Regions from separate parts of the Homo sapiens genome. Here region 1 is linked to region 2. The links are chromatin contacts, found by Hi-C or POLR2A ChIA-PET in ENCODE. All regions are on one chromosome and are shown on one strand. Each heading gives the region's core, a stretch centred on a gene start or an enhancer-like site at or near the end of the contact. The rest is flanking DNA. Distances are from core to core; before and after follow the strand shown.

Region 1 (5,043 bases), core at 1,743-4,242, 150 kb before region 2:
TTTTCACACTCTGTCATTATGTCAGGAAAACACTGTAAATCGTATTTTATAATACTGAGTACATGAGAAGAACGCTTTGCTTTAGGGTATTCCTGCACATCAGAGAACAACTTCTGCTCCTGGAGAAACCACATTCTTTTAGATTTGGTGGGCACGTAATTACAGTGTAGGTGGTATATTCTTCTTGACGAAAATCTTATAAAGCACTTACAGGAACTTGGATATTTGTAATGAAATATAGTATTAGATTTTCATTTTTATACATTTTCTTTTCCTCTAACCATAGCCATTAGGACTGTTTTGAAAGAGTTTTTAGCTCCTATAAAAACAAAGTGCCCCCCCGAAAAGAAAGGGTCTTTTAACTCTTCAAGGATCATTTGGGCTGCCTGGGTCCTTGCTTTAGAGTTGGAGAAATAATATTAAGCAGTCATAAAAAGGGATTCTTAGGCACAATACACAAAAGCTGTTTTATATACTGTTTTTCATTAAGTGCCCCACCCCCACCAACCTTTCAACTAGAATTTTTTTGTTTTTGCTTTTAGTATCCCTGCCAGTACCACCACCTTCTAAGTAAGTCATAACCTTCCACGAGTTCGCTTCTCTAAAACAGGGCCAGGCTGAGATGGTAAAGGAAAGGAAAGGAAAGGCTTGTAACAAAGGCTGCCACCCATTGTCCTGCCCTCCGCACGGCCTGGTAACGTCCCTCCAGCCTCAGAAAGGCCGTCTCTGAACTCAGTGATTCATGCCCAGAAATGACACTGCCATGCAGTTAAAGCAGGACTTGAGCTGGCTCAGGCCAGTAAAACAAGAGCAGAAAAACAAGTTCTGTGAGCCCGAAAGTCCCTACTACGCAGTTGTGTCCCTTGGTGTTTGGGTTTCAGGTTTGTCTTTTGTTCTCAGAATCTGTTTTCATGTGAGGCAAGAGCACAAACAAAAATAAAAATGAGTTCTTATGGGAATACTTACAAGTCTGTTTCTGTCAGGGGTTTACATCAGCAGTTTATTTTTTTAATGTGAGTGACTCATCATCTTTAAACAGGAGGGGAGATTACTGTTAAAAACTAAAGAAAGATTAATTAATTAAAAAAAAAAAGGGACTAAGCAGAATAGTGGGTAGCCAACCAAGTTTGAATAGTTTCGATGGCTAAAAGAAAAGCTGATGCCTGAGAGTACAAATAAATTTAAAAAATAAAACCCTACAGCAATTTTAAATGACATAAGAATTTAACTTTTGGCCAGAGTTTCAAAGAGATTATCTTTGCTGAAATCATCACATGATGGAAACTTGCCATGTAGAAAATATCAGAGTTACTGACTTTTCTAAACATAGCAACTTCTTTTAAATAGAAAAGGAACACAATAAGAAAAATAGGCTTTCCATCAGGAAAAGAAACCCTCCCAGTCCATTCCCTTCCTGCCCCATGCCCCAGAAAAAATTATCTTTTAAAACCTGAACTGCAATCAGAAACACAAAGCACATATGCTTTCATTTCTAATTGATGATTACATTAAGATTTAATAGTTTACAATTAAGATGAATATTTCAAGATTACAGCAAAAACACACACCATTCCCCATTTGCTCTTCTGTTCTAAGTCTGTAATTAATTTTTTTTGGGGGGGCACTCTTTTTTCAAAGAGGCCTTAATTAAGAGAGCAGGTTTGGTTTGAACACAGAGCCTGCTTTGAGTCTTTCTTCTCCATTCTTTCTCTCTCAACCTTCCCTTTCGAAGATGGTTTCTCCTCCAGACAAGCATGTGATCATCAAACAGAAGTTTAAAAGTTAAGAAACTTCTGTACCAGTTGACAAGGTTGACATTTCATTAACTTGTTGGTTCAGCCTTCAAATGATTTTGTGTGGCAAAGCACCCTGTGTTTGGAGTGTACAGCTTTTTCTTCTTCCTTCCCTCACGGGCTAGTCATGTTTAATTTGGAATCTGGGCTCCTTTGGCAAATTAGCAATTAGAACAATTTTGTGGGAATATGTATATGTGTCATTAGTTTTCCTGCAAATTAATAGCAAGGGCAGAGGTCAGGCAGAAATTTTCCACTTGACTGCAGCTCCTCTATTGAGACTTGGCACTTGGTTTTGGAATGGCCACAGCTGCTCTCAGCCACCCTCTTCCTCTAGGAACTGTCTTTTAATTAGTTTACCTCATAGCCATCATTACAAATATTACTGCCTCCCCTCCTCGAAATAAAATTACTGTTTCTACAAAATATTCCAGTGACATCTTGCACCACTGCACATTGATGGTGGGGTCAGTCGAATGCAGCATTTAATCATTAGATCACCTCCATCCGCGTCTCCTAATTAGAGTCCTTACAATACATTTTTATCTGGTAATTAGCTGAGATTGGCTGCTTCCTCTGTGGCTTATTAGAGACAGCCCAGCAGTGGGTGTGAATCACGGTGTCATTTGTCAAGCCTGGTAAGCCCCCTCTCTGCTCTCTTCTGGCTCAGTATTTATTCCCACTTGCTAATGTTCAAAAGCCTCCAGAAAATTCTACCTTCATCTCTTCCTTTGTGGATTGTGCTAACTTGGAGGGATTTTATTTTTCGCTGTTGCTTTTTTTTTTTTTTTTTTTTTTTTTTTGGTAGAAAGAGTCCTAGTGGTGCGATCTTGGTAATAGCTACAAGGCTCACATCCTTTCGGCATTTTGATGACATTTTACTGTGGGATTTGTCTATTCTTCGTAGCTGTGAACACCCAAAAAGATGGGCTTGCACTTGCTGAATGAGTTTTGATTTCTGACAATGAAACTGGAACTCAGTTAACTTGGTGATCTTCCTCCCAAAACTGAAAGGGAGCAGGCATGAAGGACATTTGTGTTTGTAATTTTCATTGCATCTTTCAGAAAGCCACAGTGTTTAGGGAAAAGTTCTTAAACTGAAAAGAGAAGCCGAGAAGTATAGTCAGTCCTCAGAACTGCTTTGTGGTTACTGTGTACCTTTGCCCTTTGACTGACGTATGTGTTTGATGGTAAGCGCTTCAAGGGCAGCAATTAGCTGTTTTCTTCCTGTTTTTGTCATTGTAGGAGTAACTGCCTTATATTTGCTCAGTTACACGTGTTGATTGTCATGCATAAGCAGGGATAAAATGCTCTGCACGGAATCTTTTCCAAAAATGAGCATACAGAAAAATGAAACTGGTTAGTGTTCATTTTTGCTATTAACTAGGCATAAGATGATTATACAAAGGATCTAGAATCATACAAGTGTGTGGTTTGACCTTGGGTCTGGGTTGGGAATATGGGCAAATTATTTAATCTCTCCAAGCCTCAGTTTGCTTATCTGTAAAGTATGAGTAATAACATCTCAGATATTAGTGGTGGTATGAGAATTGAAGGAGACCACACAGTGGCAGGTGGTTTTAAAACATGATTTTTACAAATGTTACCCATGACTTTCCAAAGCGCTCTGAGATTCTTAGGCTTAGCAGCGTCTGAATTATAAAAGCTGTATATTTATGAGCATTAGCCTTTCATGCACTAATTTCCTTGACCCTTTGCTTGGGCTGATGCTTATACATACTGTTCCTGGACTTGGTCAGTGATTAAGGCCCGAGGTGAAGAAGAGGTCAGCCCCAACTCTTCCCCCCTTGGCTTCTCAGCTCTGCCCCATCCTGCGGCTGCTACTCTGAACTGTTCACACTTAGTTTGCAAATGTGTGTCAGAAAGCCAGGTTTCCAACATTATAGAGAAAAACCCGCTCATGGCATCTGCTCAGCTTGCTGGGGCATTTGTAAGGGCAGTGCCATCTCCAGAGCTTGCTCTTCGCAGGCATTGTCTCTTGCTCACCGAGACAACATTCTACGCTGAAAATAAAAAGGAAAGCACAACTCAAAGCTCACAACATTCTGTTTCCAGCGCCATGTTTACATTTTTCCATTAGTATTTCTTCATGATATTTGATCTTTCTTTTCTTCAGGTTCATTGCTTTTTTATGAAACTCTCCTGAAACATATTAGAGAGGATTCTCAGGCCCCCCTCCCTTTTTTTTTTTTTTTAACTAGAGTGTGAGTAAAGGTCGAGTCTTCCCAACATATTGGAACTCTCTTTTAATAAGTTCTTTGATTATGATCTCAGAGGAATCTCATTTTTAATACCTTCCACAAATACTGCCTTGTACTTAAGACTGACTATAGCAATGGTGAATTAGACTTGGTGAAATAGACTTACTATGGTAAGTGATTTGAAATCTGGTTTGAGAAAATATTACCAAGTAAGCCTACTTTGCTGAAGTTTATTGGATTTTAGGGTGGGTCTGTGTATCTGAGACAGCACATAAACAGTAATACATACGCTGAAAACAACCAAATTCTTCAGCATTGCCAGACGTAAAATAATATTTCTGTTGCAACAAATTTTGGGGAAGGGTTATGCCTTTTAGTATTTGTAAGAACAGTACTTTAAGGTGAAGATAAGAAAGATAAATTGAAACAGTGCTCATTAATTTATTTTTTTCTTTTTTTTTTTTTTTTTTTTTTTTTTTTTTTTTTTTTTTTTGAGGTAGAGTCTCACTCTATCACCCAGGCTGGAATGCAGTGGTGATCTCAGCTCACTGCAACCTCTGCCTCCCAGACTCAAGCTATCTTCCCACCTCAGCCTCCTAGGTAGCTGGGACTACAGGCATGTGCCACCACACATGGCTAATTTGTGTGTGTGTGTATGTGTGTGCGTTAATGGAGACAGAGTTTCACCATGTTGTCCAGCCTGGTTTCAAACTCCTGGCCTCAAGAGATCCTCCCACCTCAGCCTCCCAAGGTGCTGGGATTACAGGTGTGAGCCACCATGCCCGGCCTATTTTATTCTCTTCTACTTCAAATAAGTAATATTCATTTCCTAACTTGAAGCAGATTATTTCCCATTTTATAGAACATTCAAAACTTGAAGGAAAAAAATCAAAAACCTCAGTTGCAGATCTCCCGTATTCTGTAAAAGAATGTCACAATAAAAAAAATTAACAGATCCCAAGCCTGTATTTGATAGATTTAATAAAGGTTATTCATAATGCTGTTAAGGATTATTTTCTGCCAACTGA
Region 2 (4,954 bases), core at 1,842-4,341:
AGCCTGACATACGTCAGATTGGGACATAAACCATTCATTACCGCTGGGTCCACCATCTCCCTCAGGGACAAGTGAATTGTCTGGATTCGTGGAGAGCTTACTACTACATAATGCCTGATTAAAATAAGCTTTCATCAGTTCAACACATATTTACTGAGACGTGCACTCTGACAGACCTTGTGCAAGGCCCTGCAGAAATAGCAGTGAAACAGCCCCATGTGGCCTGGCCTCATGGAGCTTTTACCCAAGTGCTGGAGTTCTTACCTCTTCTGTGCTATAGAGCTCTTTTGAAGTTTGGTGAAGCCCATGAGCCCCTTCTCAGAATACTATTTTTAAATATATTAAATACATAGGTTTATAAAGTAAACTAATGATAATGAAATTGTTAAATATATAAATACTGTGTTATAATGTATATGTGCTTCTTTACTAATGCACATTGGTTTGTTTTGTTTTGTTTTGTTTTGTTTTTTTTTTTTTTTTTTTTTTTTGAGACTAAGTCTCACTTCACTGCCCAGTCTGGAGTGCAGTGGTGTGATCTTGGCTCACTGCAACCTCTGCCTCCTGGGTTCAAGTGATTCTCCTGCCTCAGCCTCCCTAGTAGCTGGGATTATAGGTGCCTACCACCACGCCCGGCTTATTTTTGTATTTTAGTAGAGATGAGGTTTCACCATGTTGACCAGGCTAGTTTCAAACTCCTGACCTGAAGCAATCTACCTGCCTCAGCCTCCCAAAGTGCTGAGATTACAGGCGTGAACCACCGCACCCAGCCTACTAATGCACGTTGAATAAATTTTTGCAGCATGTCTAGAAAGTACCATAATTTAGAAATGATGAGCATAAATGGTATTTCAAGAAATCAGCAATATCTGTAATGTGATATAAAATGTCTATGATGTATTGTTGACAAAATCACAGCTACTGTTAATGCTACTGTGTTTTGTTGCCTCTATTCATACTAGAAAGAATAAATTTCAGTTTGAGGTTAGTGAAAAAAATGATGCAATCTTTTTCCCAATTAAGTTTATAGCCCACCTCCTGAATATCTATCTGTGGGGGTTTGTCAAGCCAGGTTAATCATTCCTGGCATTGGAATAGACACTGAATTTGATAATTCTACTACACTATGTCTATATCTACATATTTATATAGAAATAAAATATGTGGTAGGTTTTGTCACAGAAAGGTACAGATGCTATTATAATCCCTACTTCAGGTGTTGGTAAGGGAAGGCTGAGATATTTGGAAGAAATAACAGGTAGGTTAGGACATAAAAAATAAGATCAAATGAAGCGAGAGGTGTAAGGAGAGAGAAGTAAGTACTCTTTCAGGAAAAAGAAACTATATATGCAAACTCCATGAAACAAAATAGAGCAGGTATAGGAGGGATGAGAGAAGTTTCTAGGGCTGGACCATGGGGTGGTGAGGTGGGTGTGGTTTGGAAGGGTTATGAGCCCAGACTGCAGCAGTGAAGACACTGGAACATGAAGAAAGGTAGTCCATGCTAAGGAGTTTGTCTTTATCCTAAGGCCAGTGATAAACCATTGTTGGTTTTCAGGAAGTGTGCGAATTGAGGAGATCAGTTGACTCCTGTGCAGAATGCAGACCAGGGGATAAAAGGATAGAGGCAGAGAGACCAGTTAGAAGGCTGGTGGGCTACTGTGGCCACTGATTTAATGTGGGGAGTGAGGGCGTGTGGGAGTGAGCTGGGATTCTGGTGCATGATGGTACCATTTACTGAAACGGAGATTGCAGAAACAGACGTGGGTTTGGGGTCAGAGAGAAATACTAAATTTGGTTTTGGACATGGTGGAGTCCATGTGCCTGTGAGAAATTCTAGTGGCTATAACCAGTATGCAGTTGTACATCTGCATGGAGCCTGATGCATAGAAATAAAACTGGGCTGGAGATACAAATTAAAATAGCCTTTTTTGTGTGTTGGATACCAAACCAAAAATTCTAAAATTGGTGAAGAACTATACTGAATCATGTATTAAGTATTTTCTTTTAAAAACCACCACTTAATGCTATGTATCTGGCATAATATATAATTTGTATGTATTTTCTCAATCTTCAAAAAATTATTTGACCCAGGTATATTTGTACTAACTTTGTAGACAGGAAAATGAATACTAAGAGAAGTGAAGTAACTTGTAGATCATGTAGTAGGAGACAGAAACAGGCTTAAACCAGGTTGTCTGATGTAAAACCCCTGCTCCTTTAGCTGGGCATGGTGACGCACACCTGTCCTTCCAGCTACCTGGGAGGCTGAGCGGGGAGGATCACTTGAGCCTGAGAAAGTAGAGGCTGCAGTGAACCATGATAGTGCCACTGCACTCCAGCCTGGGCAACAGAGACCCTGTCTCAAACAAACAAACAAGCAAACAAACAACAACAAAACACAAAAAAACCACCTACGCTCCTAAATACTGTGTCCTAGGGATTTCTTAACTAATTGCCTTCCTTAAAAAAAAAAAATCATAATACATCATTTATAGAAAAGAAAACAGAAATTTCACTTTCTCTCTGTCTCTAAAAGGTCAATTAATTTCTACAGATTTTTCTTCACATTTTCCTTTGAGGGTACAAATTATATCTAATGAATCTTTTTATCCCTTTCATTGCATTGTACAATATTCACTGAGTACATATATATTAAATGAATGGAAATACAAGTTTCACCTGACTTAGATTCATGAAGTAAGAAGAATATGCATGGAAATTTTATGAATTACTTAAAATTATGTTAGTTGCAAGAGACATAAACCTATAAACCTGATTCAAACAAGTTTAAGGGGGAAAAAAATGAACATTATTTCTCGAATAGTTGAAGTTCTCATCTTCAGGGTGGCTGGATCCAGGTACTGTTCAAATACATCACTAGCTTCGGTCGATATCTTTCTTTAGTTGGTGGGGTTTGTCATAAGAATGCCCCCAGTAGCTCCAGACTGACATCCTCTTAGATTCATTTCCAGGAAAAAAGAGCTTCTTTATTCCAGTCATTCCAGTATGATTCTTTGAATTGCATCTCTCTGGTCTGCCTGGAATCGCATGCTCATTTGGAGCCAAACTCTGGCCAACAGGAAAGGCTGTGATGTCTGGCTGGGTCTGAGTCATAGGTCCACCCTTCAAGAGAGAGGTTGGAAGTTTGCGGGTGAGGATGAGGGTCCTCCCGAAACCATTCGAACTGAGAGGAGGAGAGGGGTGGATTCCCCTGCAGCCACCCCTCCCACCCCCATGGCCAAATCCAGCCTCTTCTAATGGTAAAGGGAGGAATATGTGCTGGGCAGGCAAAAACAACAGATGTCCATTGCATTTGGCCTCAGCAAAATAAGATTCTGGTTTGTCACAAAGAATGCAGTTTTCATATAAATATCTTTGTGTCTGGAGATAAGAATATTTCCACAACAGTAAGTTCTATAGTTAACTATTCAATCACCAGGTGTTATTTTACAAGAGTTGCTTTGTGATTTTAACTGAAATTGAGTAACCTACCCAAGACATAACATTTTAAGGGCATCTAACTTCACAAAATGAAAACAAAGATTAGCAATGTCATCTGGCCTACTGTGAGGAATTTCTAAAGCTATATACTCTGTGATTAAAAAAAAAAAAAGATCATCTCTAACTCCAGTGTAACTTCTGTGCAAAGAATAAGTGACTTATCTTAGAGCAGAGTAAGAAAACTAGCCCTCATTATCTAAAATCTATTTGGTTCCTGAATTCAGAGTGTGAGTTATCACAGAGTGGGACACCTGTATTGGTTTTAGAGTAATCATCCTCTATACTCTGATAGGAAAACTTTTACTTTTTTGGTGTATCCTCATAAACACCAATGACATACACAATTATGTAAATGTAACATTTAACAAAATAAGAACAAAATTCTATCTGTTGAAGATGAACTATAGCATTCTCAAGATGTCTGACAGAGTTAGTTTTGTCTATAAGTAAAGTGAAAGCAGAGAAAAAGAATAACTAGCTGTCTAATGGTAACTGTTAGGCAAATACGTTGTCATTGTTAGCACTGAGTCTGTGGAGCCAATGTTAGGATGCCCCTGGGTGAAACATGTCTAGACATTTCTTAAAGAATAACTGCATCTCATAACGAAACAGAGCAAAATTATATTGGGGTTTTTCTTTAATTTTGTTTTCTCCCTCTCCCCGTTTTGTTTTTGGCTTCTAGAGAGAGATTAATGAAGGAAGGAATGATAAGAAATTGTCCGAGGAAACTGATGAACATAAATATTTCAAGATCAAGAGAGGGCAAAGTAAGATGCAATTAACTAATTGAACACCTACTATGTGCATGGCGTTTTGCAATAAAAACTTCTTATCTTGAAATAATTTTAGACTTATGAAAGAGTTGCACAGATAGTCTAGGATTCCTATATGTTCTTTATCCAGCTTCTCGTTATGTTAACATTTTACATAACTATGGAATATTTGTTAAAATTAAGATATAGACCTTGGAACAGTATTACTAATGAAAGTACAGGCTTTATTTGGATTGTATTGATTTTCACTGTTGTTTCTTTTATTCTAGTCCAGGATGCAATAGAAGATCTATAATGCATTTAGTACAATTCTTTTGAATACACACATATATATATACTTTAGGCTACATTGCCTTCATACAAATTAAACACCAGTTATTGAAAAGTAATTAAGATTCTCAGTGGCAGAATCTCTGATATCAACTGCTGTAATTTTCTTATTTCTACTTTTTACTTATGAATGCGCAAATTTAAAAATTATATTGGGGATATTTTTGCCTAAATATCTTTACTAATTAAAGCACTTTACATTCAGACATTAAAAAGTGACCCCTTTAAAGAGTGCAATATAGCTAGCTTCAAAACCTATGTAGATCCAGTCAGGAAGTTCAATATAATACTATAAGCAAACTACATATGTATATGTATATATGTGTGTGTGTGTGTGTGTGTGTGTG

What was found. A loop is a pair of places that touch in the nucleus more often than their neighbours do. ChIA-PET counts read pairs that join two places held with the same protein, here RNA polymerase II (POLR2A).
Region 1: a loop to region 2 is called in a map of vagina, with 3 times the contacts of the local background. The contact joins two enhancer-like sites. A Hi-C loop is called at or near these places in 1 of 168 maps with a recorded cell type or tissue (vagina). POLR2A ChIA-PET finds 5 or more read pairs at or near these places in 2 of 52 experiments (AG04450 and PC-9).

What each region holds. Positions count from the first base shown.
Region 1 is chr3:70,978,745-70,983,787 of GRCh38, reverse strand. The region is part of intron 14 of FOXP1 (forkhead box P1); the gene reads left to right. Among named protein-coding and RNA genes, the nearest start is that of FOXP1-AS1, 310 kb to the left of the region's middle. Within about 2 kb of position 2,992, at least 3 of the 41 ENCODE cell types and tissues checked have a DNase peak (open chromatin) inside an H3K27ac peak, as active enhancers do.
Region 2 is chr3:70,827,413-70,832,366 of GRCh38, reverse strand. No RefSeq gene overlaps it. Among named protein-coding and RNA genes, the nearest start is that of FOXP1-AS1, 460 kb to the left of the region's middle. Within about 2 kb of position 3,091, at least 3 of the 41 ENCODE cell types and tissues checked have a DNase peak (open chromatin) inside an H3K27ac peak, as active enhancers do.